Regions from separate parts of the Homo sapiens genome. Here region 1 is linked to region 2. Evidence: chromatin contacts called from ENCODE Hi-C or POLR2A ChIA-PET data. All regions are on one chromosome and are shown on one strand. The core of a region is the stretch at or near the end of the contact, and the rest is flanking DNA. Distances in the headings are between cores, read along the strand shown.

What was found. A loop is a pair of places that touch in the nucleus more often than their neighbours do. ChIA-PET counts read pairs that join two places held with the same protein, here RNA polymerase II (POLR2A). Pooled maps may share reads with other maps.
Region 1: a loop to region 2 is called in a map with no recorded cell type, with 8 times the contacts of the local background. The contact joins the promoter of NUP205 here to the enhancer-like site in region 2. A Hi-C loop is called at or near these places in 2 of 37 single-sample maps with no recorded cell type and 2 of 50 pooled maps. POLR2A ChIA-PET finds 5 or more read pairs at or near these places in 1 of 52 experiments (OCI-LY7).

The regions. Positions count from the first base shown.
Region 1 is chr7:135,555,571-135,561,430 of GRCh38, forward strand. It overlaps NUP205 (nucleoporin 205), which reads left to right and starts at 2,347. Exons shown (of 43, transcript NM_015135.3): 1 at 2,347-2,402. The coding sequence starts at 2,375. RefSeq lists enhancers at 2,188-2,317, 2,698-2,747, 2,808-2,867, 2,938-3,057.
Region 2 is chr7:136,355,995-136,361,474 of GRCh38, forward strand. All of the region lies in intron 4 of LOC105375523 (a long non-coding RNA gene), which reads left to right. Among named protein-coding and RNA genes, the nearest start is that of MTPN, 380 kb to the left of the region's middle. RefSeq lists an enhancer at 3,674-3,773. Within about 2 kb of position 3,502, at least 2 of the 41 ENCODE cell types and tissues checked have a DNase peak (open chromatin) inside an H3K27ac peak, as active enhancers do; they include OCI-LY7, where a contact is called at or near this core.

The DNA of each region.
Region 1 (5,860 bases), core at 1,097-3,596, 800 kb before region 2:
ACTATAGGGGAAGAGCTAGATTTAGTGGGTAGAAGAGGAAGAGAAGTCCACGTAAAACACTAAAAAAGAACTGGAAAGAGGAGGAAAACCAGTATCATTGGTGCCCCAGTAGCCACAGGATAATATAATTTTGTTTCTTTCTTTTTCTTTTCTTTTTCTTTTTTTTTTTTTGAGGCAGAGTTTTTACTCTGTTACCCAGGCTGGAGTGCAATGGTGCGATCTCGGCTCACTGCAACCTCTGCCTCTGGGGTTCAAGCGATTCTCCTGCCTTAGTCTCCCAAGTAGCTGGGATTACAGGAGTCCTGTCACCACGCCCAGCTAATTTTGTATTTTTAGTAGAGACAAGGTTTCACCATGTTGGCCAGGCTGGTCTCGAACTCTTGACCTCAGGTGATTCTCCCACCTCAGCGTCCCATAGTGCTAGGATTACCGGCGTGCGCCACTGCACCCGGCCTATAACTATCATAATTCAGAAAAGTGCCCATGGAATTTGATGACTGATAACTGGTAAACATACCAAGCGCAGTTTTAGAGGGGCTTATGATGGCAATATCCCAATTGCTACGAATTGAAGAAGCCTGTGAGAGAATGCTTGTAAAGTGTAATGACAGGTGAAGAGGAGTTGCTGGAATTTAAAGAGTTACTTTATAGAAAGCAAAGTTATCTACTGAGAGGGAAGCGTGTGGGCTTAAAAAGTGCATGTGGAGAGGGAAAGGCTTGTAATAGCTGTGCTGAGAGAGAAATCTTTGAATGCCGCTTCCTGTCAAGTTCCTGCTCAGTATTCTTCTCAGTTTCATGATAAACTTCTTGAAAAATTCCTTTGCGTTTACTTTCTCTCTTCCCCACTTCACTCCTTAAAACCACTTTAATCGTAGTTTGGCATTTGTCTCTATATATCAATGACTTTTAGAAAAAATCACCAGTGATTTTTGTGTTTCAAACCTAATGTACATTGTGTCACTTGATATTATTTGTTCAAAAGAATAAATGTTCTGTTCTGGATATTCTTTTTTTTTTTAAATGGAGTCTCACTCACTCTGTTGCCTAGGCTGGAGTGCAGTGGTATGATCTCAGCTCACTGCAACCTCCACCTCCCGGGTTCAAGGGATTCTCCTGCCTCAGCCTTCCGAACAGCTGGGGTTACAGGTGCGTGCCGCCATGCCTGGCTAATTTTTGTATTTTTAGTAGAGACGGGGTTTCACCTTCCTGGCCAGGCTGGTCTCAAACACTTGACCTTAAGTGATCGCCTGCCTTGGCCTCCCAAAGTGCTGGGATTACAGGCATAAGCCACTGCGCCCTGCCAGTTCTGGATATTCTTAACATACTCTATGCTTTTGTCTAAATTATTTGATTCTGATTTCCAACAGTGAAATGGGAATGATGGAGAGTTAATACAATGAGATTGTAAGGCACATGGAGCGTCTCTGACATAAATAGTTATAATCATATCATTTTCCCAATAGAATGGTTTGCAGGGATTAAATGAGATAATGGCTATAAAATTTTTCTTAATACATAGCTGTAAATAGCAATGATTATTTACATTTTAGTTTGAAAATCAGCAAACTAAAATTTAACAGCTGAAGAAAGAGTTCAGCTACTTTGGGTGCTCAGGTAGAAAAATACTTGGTGATTATGAAACGATATGTCTGGAATCTGTTTCAAACTAATCGGGGGCGGGGGGTGGGGAGGGGAGGGTGTTGGGGTGGTAAGGGTGGGTTGGGGCTGCCGTGGTGGGAAATTGGCCACGTTATTGATGCTGAGTGTTTGCTATTCTAATTTTGTATCCGTTTGAAAATTTTATAATTAAAAATTATGATTTGTTTCGCTCTACGCAACTATGTTGACAGAATATATTTGGTAAACTGAAATGTCACGGAAACTTAGTTTGTAACCGGTCAGTGGCTTTTTGAGGTGTAGACACTTCATACCTTACTTCACTCCCCACTGTAAGGAAGATTTAACTTGAAGCGGAGATAATGATTTGAATTTACGGCTTTTATAATGTCATAAATGGGCGTCATTTTAATAACTACTCTCAGAATATCTTTTTCTATTCCACTTTACTTTTTCCTCTCCACTTAACCAACTCATCATTAGAAACTACAAGTCCCAGGATGCACTACACGATGAACGTCGGATCGAGGACCTCGTGTCTCTGAAGTGGTTGCCCTCGCCTTATTTGAATGGGAATAATCCCAATGAAAATTGATGTTTGTGACCCAGAGCAGATTCTGGAGCCTTTTGTACGCCTGGGACGGCCCAGCGTGGAGGGGACAGTGTGGTGCCTTTTTGTTCAGGCTTCGCTCAGGTCAGCCTCACCCTTTCCCGGGGCCTCCATGCGGCAGAAGGGCTCTGTTAGTGCGCCTCTAAGATGGCGACGCCTTTGGCGGTAAATTCGGGTAAGTGTGGCCAGACAGAAAGACGATTGAGCTGAGCGATAACCAGGTCTTCATGGAGAGACGAGACCGTGAGGTTTCTCGGAGTCTAGGACCCCACTTATGTGCGGTGCCTGCTTTTCCCTAATTCTGGGCCTAGAGTCCCACCCCTCCCCAGTTTGAATGGCGCGCGTCGGTGCTGCGGCTCCAGCCCTCGAGTTGGGGTTTGAGATTCCAGGCAGTGAGGCTTGGGCCGCTGGACCCAGGTGTGTAATCTCTCACAGCCCAGGGCTGAGTCTGGTCCCCCTCACCCCCAAGTTTCACTGTGCGTCTGTGGTCCCGATTTCGCTGGAATACGCATCAGGTCTTCCACAGTGAAGCCAGAGGACCCGAGATATTTTCCAGCCATGAGCAGAGGCTGAAAGTAGGCGTCGGAGTTCCTTATAGGGTGGGAGATCTTGCAGGCAGCGAATACTCCCTATTATGAAGTCGGCCATCTGAAAGGTGGTCAGGAAGAGGGTGGCGGGGCTTCAGCAGACGTCTTCTAACCCTGCGGATGTGGTTAGGCCCTGGATGTTCTTGTACCTTTGGAGCTGTAGATTTTCGGGGTGGAATTGAATCTAGAAGGTAGTAAAGGAACTCTGGAAGATTTGGGGTGGATCCTCTTTCGGTGATTCTCAATTCGGGCCGTACCGCCCTCCAGTGGTGTTTGAATGAGTGAGTGCATTTTGATTGTCATATTTCCTGGGGTACACTGCTGTCGCATAGTAGGCGGGGCAAGGATGCAGAAAGTCCTTCATGGTCAGAGCAGTCCGGAAAAATAATTTGGTGCCTAGAATGTTAATGCCTCGATTGAGATGCTCTGAAGTTCGCGGGCAAGATTAAGAGTATATCTGTGTGGTAAATGCTTGTGAGAATCTCACTTAAAAGGACTCTTTTTTAAAGTATTGGTTCTATTTTCCACAGGACTGATATTCTTGAAAAGTTGTCTAAATCTGTTTTGTAAATCAAATCATTTCAGAAAAGCTATGATAAATTATAATGAAGGCTATGTTTACTGAACACATACTATATCCCAGCATTGCACTTATTATCGTGCTTATCTCATTCAGTTCCCGTTTATACACCTTTGGAGTAGTTACTGTTACATACTCCGTTTTACAGATTTGGAAATAGAGGCTTCAAATAGTTACGTAATGTCCCCAGAGTTAAACATCTAATGATCTAAGTCAGTCTTAGGTGCTTAAACTACTTAGTGCTACTGCTTAAGCACAACCTAATTCATTTTATGATATTAGACGTATATATTAGAAGGTTAGTAATGAAGTTACATGCTTAATATTGCGGTCCTTCCTTCCCAATTAGATATGCTTAACGTGTGGTTGTATATAATACATTTCTCTATTTTATTTTATTTTTTAATTTTTCTTTTTGAGATGGAGTCTTGCTCTGTCTCCCAGGCGGGAGTGCAGTGATGCGATCCGCGATCCTGGCTCGCTGCAACCTCTGCCTCCCAGGTTGAAGCAATTCTCCTGCCTCAGCCTCCTGAGTAGCTGGGATTACAGGCATGTGCCACCACGCTGGGCTAATTTTTGTATTTTTAGTAGAGGTGGGGTTTCTCCATGTTGGCTAGGCTGATCTCGAACTGCTGTCCTCAAGCGATCTTTCTGCCTCGGCCTCCCAAAGTGGTAGGTTTACAGGTGTGAGCCAGTACGCAAGGTATACACATTTATTTTCCTTTTTTTTTTTTTTCTTTTTTTGAGATGGAGTCTCATCCTGTCCACCCAGGCTGGAGTGCAGTGGCGTGATCTCGGCTCACTGCAGCCTCCACCTCCTGGGTTGGAGCAACTCTCCTGCCTCAGCCTCTGAAGTAACTGGGATTACAGGCGCCCGCCACCATGCTTGGCTAGCCTGGCTAATTTTTTTTTGAGATGGAGTCTCACTCTGTTGCCCGGGCTGGAGTGCAGTGGCACGATCTTGGCTCACTGCAACGTCCGCCTCCTGGGTTCAAGCGATTCCCCTGCCTCAGCCTCCCGAGGGGCTGGGATTACAGGCGCCCGCCACTACACCCAGCTAATTTTTTGTATTTGTAGTAGAGAAGGGGTTTCACCATATTGGCCAGGCTGGTCTCGAGCTCCTGACCCCGTGATTCACTCCCTTCAGCCTCCCAAAGTGCTGGGATTACAGGTGTGAGCCACTGCGCCTGGCCAATTTTTTTTGTATTTTTAGTAGAGACGGGGTTTCACCATGTTGGCCAGACTGGTCTCAAACTCCTGACCTCAGGTGATCCGCCTACCTCGGCATCCCAAAGTGCTGGGATTACAGGCGTGAGCCACTGTGCCTGGCCTATATACATTCCTTTAGTACATACTCGCCCTAAGCTATTATAATTATTAAACAAATCATTGGAGGGAAAAGGAGTTGCCAACAGCAGCAAAGAGTGTACATTGTATAATAAAGCCTTGTGTCAGGAGTGTTTAATTGGCAACATAGGAAACATTTTTAAAAGCCAAGAGTCAGGAGCTGGTTTTTTAAAAAACTAAACGTCTTAGGGAAGGAACTCTTTTTCCATCAAGGAATGAATGTTGGGTTGAGTGGGTAAAGGAAATGTGTCATATACATGCAATATGCATAATACATATACATGCATATACATAACATAACGTATACATGCATATATATAGTATCCTTATGCAGCCTTAAAAAGGAAGGAAATCCTGTCACATAAAACAACGTGGATGAAACTTGAGGACATACTAAGTGAAATAAGCCAGTCACAAGACACAAATACTACATGATTCCACTTATATGAGGTATCTGAAGTAGTCATACTCATAGAAACAGAAAGTAGAATGGTGGTTGCCAGGGGCTGGGAAAGGGGAAAGTGGGGAGTTGTTTAGGGGGCATAGAGTTTCTGTTTTGCAAGATGAAAAAAGCTGTGAAGATCTGTTGCACAATGTGAATACACTGAACACTGCTGAACTGTACACTTAAAATTTGTTGAGATTGCATTCTATGTTATGTGCTTCCTTTAAATTACAGTTTTAAAAAATCAAACATCTTGGAGTTGTAAGGAAAAAATACAGAGATTGTAGAGTTCTAAGACCTATGGTTGGCCAGGTGTGGTGGCTTATGCCTGTAATCCCAGCACTTTGGGAGGCTGAAGTGGGCAGATCACCTGAAGTCAGGAGTTCGAGACCAGCCTGGCCAACATGGTGAAACCCTGTCTCTACAAAAATACAAAAATTAGCCTGGCATGATGGCAGGTGTCTGTAATCCCAGCTACTCGGGAGGCTGAGGCAGGAGAATTGCTTGAACCCAGGAGGAGGAGGTTGCAGTGAGCCGAGATCATACCACTGCACTCCAGCCTAGGCAACAGAGCGAGACTCTGTCTTAAAAACAAACAAACAAAAAACAAACAAAAAAACCTATGCTTGTATTTCAGCTGTATAACTTAACTAGTCTTGTGACCTGTATCAACC
Region 2 (5,480 bases), core at 2,252-4,751:
TAGTTCAATAATTTATTTCAAAATGTTAAAAGCACCTATCCTTTCATTCAACAAATTCATATTTAAAATTTATGTCATGGATGCTATTATCCTTAGCAAACTATTAATACCACAGAAACAGAAAACCAAATCCTGCATGTTCTCACTTATAAGTGGGAGCTAAATGATGAGAACACAGGGACACAGAGAAGGGAACAACACACATTGAAGCCTATTGGAGGGTGGAGGGTGAGAGGAGCAAGAGGATCAGAAAAATAATTAATGAGTACTAGGCTTAATACCTGGGCGATGAAACAATCTGTACAGCAAAACCCCATGACACAAGTTTACCTATATAACAAACTTCCACTTGTACCCCAGATCTTAATATAAAAATTAAAAATGATTTTTTAAAAATGAATAAAATTTATGGATTTCTCACCTATGTACATAAAAATAAAAAAGAAGCAATCCAAATATCAATCAATAAAAATAGGTATATAAATTACGGAAAAATTGGGAAGACATATCGCTAAATGAGAAAAATCTAAATGAGAATATTATATATAGAATATTTCCAAAGTGCATGATATTTATGTGTATGTACGTGTATGTGTAGATATATGTGCATGTTGTACCAGTGAAAAGGCACCCTGGCATGACTAACTCCATTTTGCTCCTAACCCCTCATGGAGGTATCTTTCAGGTTAACTGCCTTTGCTTATCTCTGCATGTAGGCCAAGCTAACTACGAGAGGAACTTAGCTTGTTGTTTAAATGATAATAATCCCTTCCTAAAATGAGTCCCAAGGAGTTAAGGATGGTGTACACACAAGTAACAATGTTGTACTGAGGATCTGTGGGAGTGTTGTGACTCTCCAAAGATGGAGAGGTTTCCTGGCCTCCTCATACATTCACTGGCACCTAGATGTCTCCGGTCATCAGGTGCCTCCTGATCCCAAACCCCTCCTCTTCCCCCTGCCATTAACATAAAAAGGGCCTGAAATTTGTACTGATTTAAGATGGTTCTTTAGGACATTAGTCTGCCTTCTTCTCAGATGGCTCTGCAAAAAGTTACCTTCCTTGCTGCAACTCCTTGTCTCTTGACTTACTGGTTGCCATGCAGTAAGCAGAATAAGTTTGGATTCAGCTACAATATGTGTAGGAAATTTGTGATAAGATACTTAAAAATGTTTAACAGTAGTCACATCTGTAAGGTGAGAATGAGAAAAAAAATGCTGGTCTTTTTTTACTCTTTGCATTTTTCAAATAAATTCATGTACGACTTTTATGGTAAAAGATTATTTAAACTTTAAAGTACATTGAGAATCTTGAAGTAAGATGGCAGTAAGTGAATTATGTTTGATTTACTCTCTTCCATCTTTCTGTAAATCTATAGTCTGTACTTAAATATAAGAACTGAAACTATAAAAATCCTAGAAAAAAATCTAGGAAATATGATTCTGGACATAGGCCTTGACAAAGAATTTATGATTAACTTTTCAAAAGCAATTACAACAAAACCAAAAACTGACAAGTGGGGCCTAATTAAACTAAAGAGCTTCTGTACAGCAAAGGAAACTATCAACAGAGTAAGCAGAGAACCTGCAGAATGGAAGGAAATATTTGCAAACTACACATCTGACAAAGATCTAGTATCCAAAACAATACTAGATATTCTTAGTGTATCATTATACTTAGTTCATTCTTAATATAATGATCTTAATTCAACAAGCAAAGAACAAATAATCCCATTAAAAAGTAGGCAAAGGACATAAACAGACACTTCTCGAAAGAAGACCTACAAGTGGCCAAGAAACATGAAAAAATTCTCAACATCACTAATCATCAGAGGAATGCAAATCAAAACCACAATGAGAAACCATCTCACACCAATCAGAATGGCTATTATTAAAAAATCAAAAAATAGTAGATGTTGATGAGGCTGTGGAGAAAAGGGAATGTTTATACACTGTTGGTAGAACTGTAAATTAGTTCAGCCACTGTGGAAAGCAGTTTGGAGATTTCTCAAAAAACTTACAACAGAACTACCATTTGATCCAGCAATCCCATTACTGGGTATATACCCAGAGGAAAATAGATCATTCTACCAAAAAGTCACATGCGCTCATATGTTAACTGCAGCACTATTCACGATAACAAAGACACAGAATCAACTTAGGTGCCCAACGGTAGATTGGATAAAGAAAATGTGGTACATATACACCATTGAATACTACACACCCATAGAAAACAATGACATCATGTCCATTGCAGCAACATAGATGTAGCTGGAGGCCATTATTCTAAATGAATTAACACAGGAACAGAAAACCAACTACTGCATAGTCTCACTTAAAAGTGGGAGCTAAACGCTGAGTACTCGCAGACGTAAAGATGGGAACAATAGCCACTGGGGACTCCTGGAGGAGGGAAGGTGGCAAAGGTTGAAAAACTACCTATTGGGTACTAGGGACATGACCTGGGTGACAGATTCAGTCATATCCCAAACCTCAGAATCACACAATTTACCCATGTGTACATGTAACACTGAATCTAAAATAAAAATTGAAGTTAAAAAAAAGTAAATGGAAGCTTGCTTTAAAAAAATATTCTGCCAGAAGGGTTTCTTGGTAAAATAATTGAGAAATGTTCTATATTTTCTCTCCTACTAAATAGAAGATAATATAATACAATTTGGTAATTAAAGCCTCTGAGAAGTCCTTCTTCTATGGTAAAGAAATCCGATCCCTGCCACCCCCACACCTGAAAATCTATAGTCTATAGTAAAAGCTTATTTATTTATCTTCTTATTTTTAGAGACAGGGATGTTGCTGTGTTGCCCAGGCTGGCCTCATACTCCTGGGCTCAAGCAATCTTCCTGCCTCAGCCTCCTTAGTAGCTGGGACTGCGGGTGCACACCACTGCCCCCCTACTATTTATTTACCTTTAAACTTTAACTGCCTACTCTTTCCCCATCCTCCACTATACCACTTCCTTCACCCCCAAGACAGACTGGGTGACTCGTATTACGTGGTGAGATCCTCTTGTCACAGCTGTATAGATCAAGAATCACTTGACCAATAAGAAATTCTCCCTCTGGAATTTTGAACTAGAACTAGGGCATTTGTCAGTTTGGTCTCTCTTGAGCCCAGACACGTAGTTCCAAGATTGAAGTAATTGTTTTAAACATGCGCAAGGGAAGTAGAAAAAGGTGGTTTGCCTAGAGGGAAAAAAATGCCACAGATGACCCCAGAAACAGACATTGGCCATGGGGCTGAACAGAGGCTGAGGCAATTGCTTCCTTGAACTCGTTTGACCCATCTGTTTAGTCTCTTATGATGCCCACCTGTACTTCTTACCTTTGGATTAGTGAGTCTCCCACTAAAGCCTCATTGTGTTTTGTTTAAGCCAGGTAGAGTAGAATTTTTATTACTTGCTTCTGAAAGTACTCAGACTGATGGTGCCCATGGAGACACAGGAAGACCAAATCCCACAACAGTACTGGAAACCAGGTTACCCATATGCCGCATGTGGGAGACATTTCTACTTATTGCTATGAGAATGAGGAACTGAGAAACAGGTGCCTCAAACTGCTCCATCCTTGGGCAAGTTCAGAAGCAGGAAGGAAGAGATATGACATGCCAAAGTTAACTATCTGAATTTAAAGACACGAAAGCAACACCAAACAGAAATTTGGGCAGGCCCTCTGGACTGCTACTTTCCCAGCTTCCCCCACCTGATAGCAGTCCGTTCAGAAAATGCAGTTCGAGTATATAATTAACTGACCCAGGTGAGGGAGCAGGTGGTTGGGGCAGGGTAGGACATAAAATTATAAAACGAGTGATAATTGCCCAGGAGCAGAGAAAGGAAGTGGTATATGTAAGAAAATGTTGTTTTTCATTTATAGTCAAAGAAAAATAGTTGTGAACTGGTTTAAAAATTACAGGATACAAACTCGATTCCAGAAGATCAAAGAACTACCGCTATTCAACAAAGTTGCCCAAGATTAATTTCTAGTAGGTCCTGGTATTGAACTCAGTTATTCATAGCAACCTACCCTCCAGGTTCATATTTGGAAATGGAATCCAATTAACCTGTTAATACACTTGAGGAAAGAGAAGTTCTTCTACATACTTATATCAGGTATTGGCAAAAATGTATCTCCATAGATCTCTGTCTTCATTTAAAGATGAATAAACAAGGAAAAATCAGGTACTACCACCACCCCACAAAAAAAGGCAGTAAAACATAAAAAGAGAAAAAAGGGGAAAGTCTGAAAGTAAAACTCGTCCATTACCACAAAGAGAAAAAACAATAGAAAATAGGTACTTTATATTCTTGCAGAGCTAAAAGAACATTTTTTAAAATAACATAAGGATGGGTCACTATGAGGGGGAAGATGGAAGCAGTGAGTAGCAGAACACATAAAAAGGTAAGGAGAGGCCGGGTGTGGTGGCTCACACCTGTAATCCTAGCACTTTGGGAGGCCAAGGCAGGCGGATCACGAGGTCAGGAATTCGAGACCATCCTGGCCAACATGGTGAAACCCTGTCTCTACTAAAAATACAAAAATTAGCTGGACGTGGTGGTGGGCACCTGTAATCCCAGCTATTTGGGAGGCTGAGGCAGGAGAATCCCTTGAACCCAGGAGGCGGAGGCTGCAGTGAGCCGAGATCATGCTATTGCACTCCAGCTTGGGCGATAGGGTGAGACTCTGTCTCAAAAAACCAAACAAACAAAAACAAACAAAAAAACAAAGGTAAGGAGAGACTGCAAGGATGCAAAATGCCACAGTATGATTGAAATCCTGGGAGAGAGAGGAAAGAGCAGAAGTGACATCATAGGAAATTAGGCTAGTGATAAAATTTGCTTCTGATCTGGTGTAGACACCAGCCTGTGTGACCTGCTTTATTCATTACCTACTGATTGGCAATGACTGAATCTTCCTCCACAGCCTTTATTACTATGTTTTTCCTAATAAGACATCCTTTAAATCCTGAGTCTTCACTGATTTCTTCATAAGGCATTTTGTTGACTACAGACTCCTTACAATACTAGAAGAGAAGAATTAGGATGTTTCAACACAAACAAAAGGTAAATGTTTGAGGTGATGGATATCCCAGTTACCCTGATTTGATCATTACACGTTGTATATATGTATGAAATATCACATGTACCACCCAAATACGTACAGCTATTTTATATCAATAAAAAAGACATTTTGAACTTGACTACTGGGTGAAAGTTGCTACCACACTCTCTTCTCTCTGAACCCTAGGTATTTTCTCTTCTGTTTTCTCTGTGCACAATCAGCATTATTTTCTACGTGCTGTAGCAAAGAAAGAAGTATTTCCAAACTTCTTTGTTGAGAACATCTATGTTTTCTTTTTCTTTCTTTCTTTTTTTTTTGAGACAGTATTTCACTCTTGTCACCCAGGCTGGAGTGCAGTGGCACAATCTCGGCTCACTGAAACCTTTGCCCCTCCCCGGGTTCAAGCG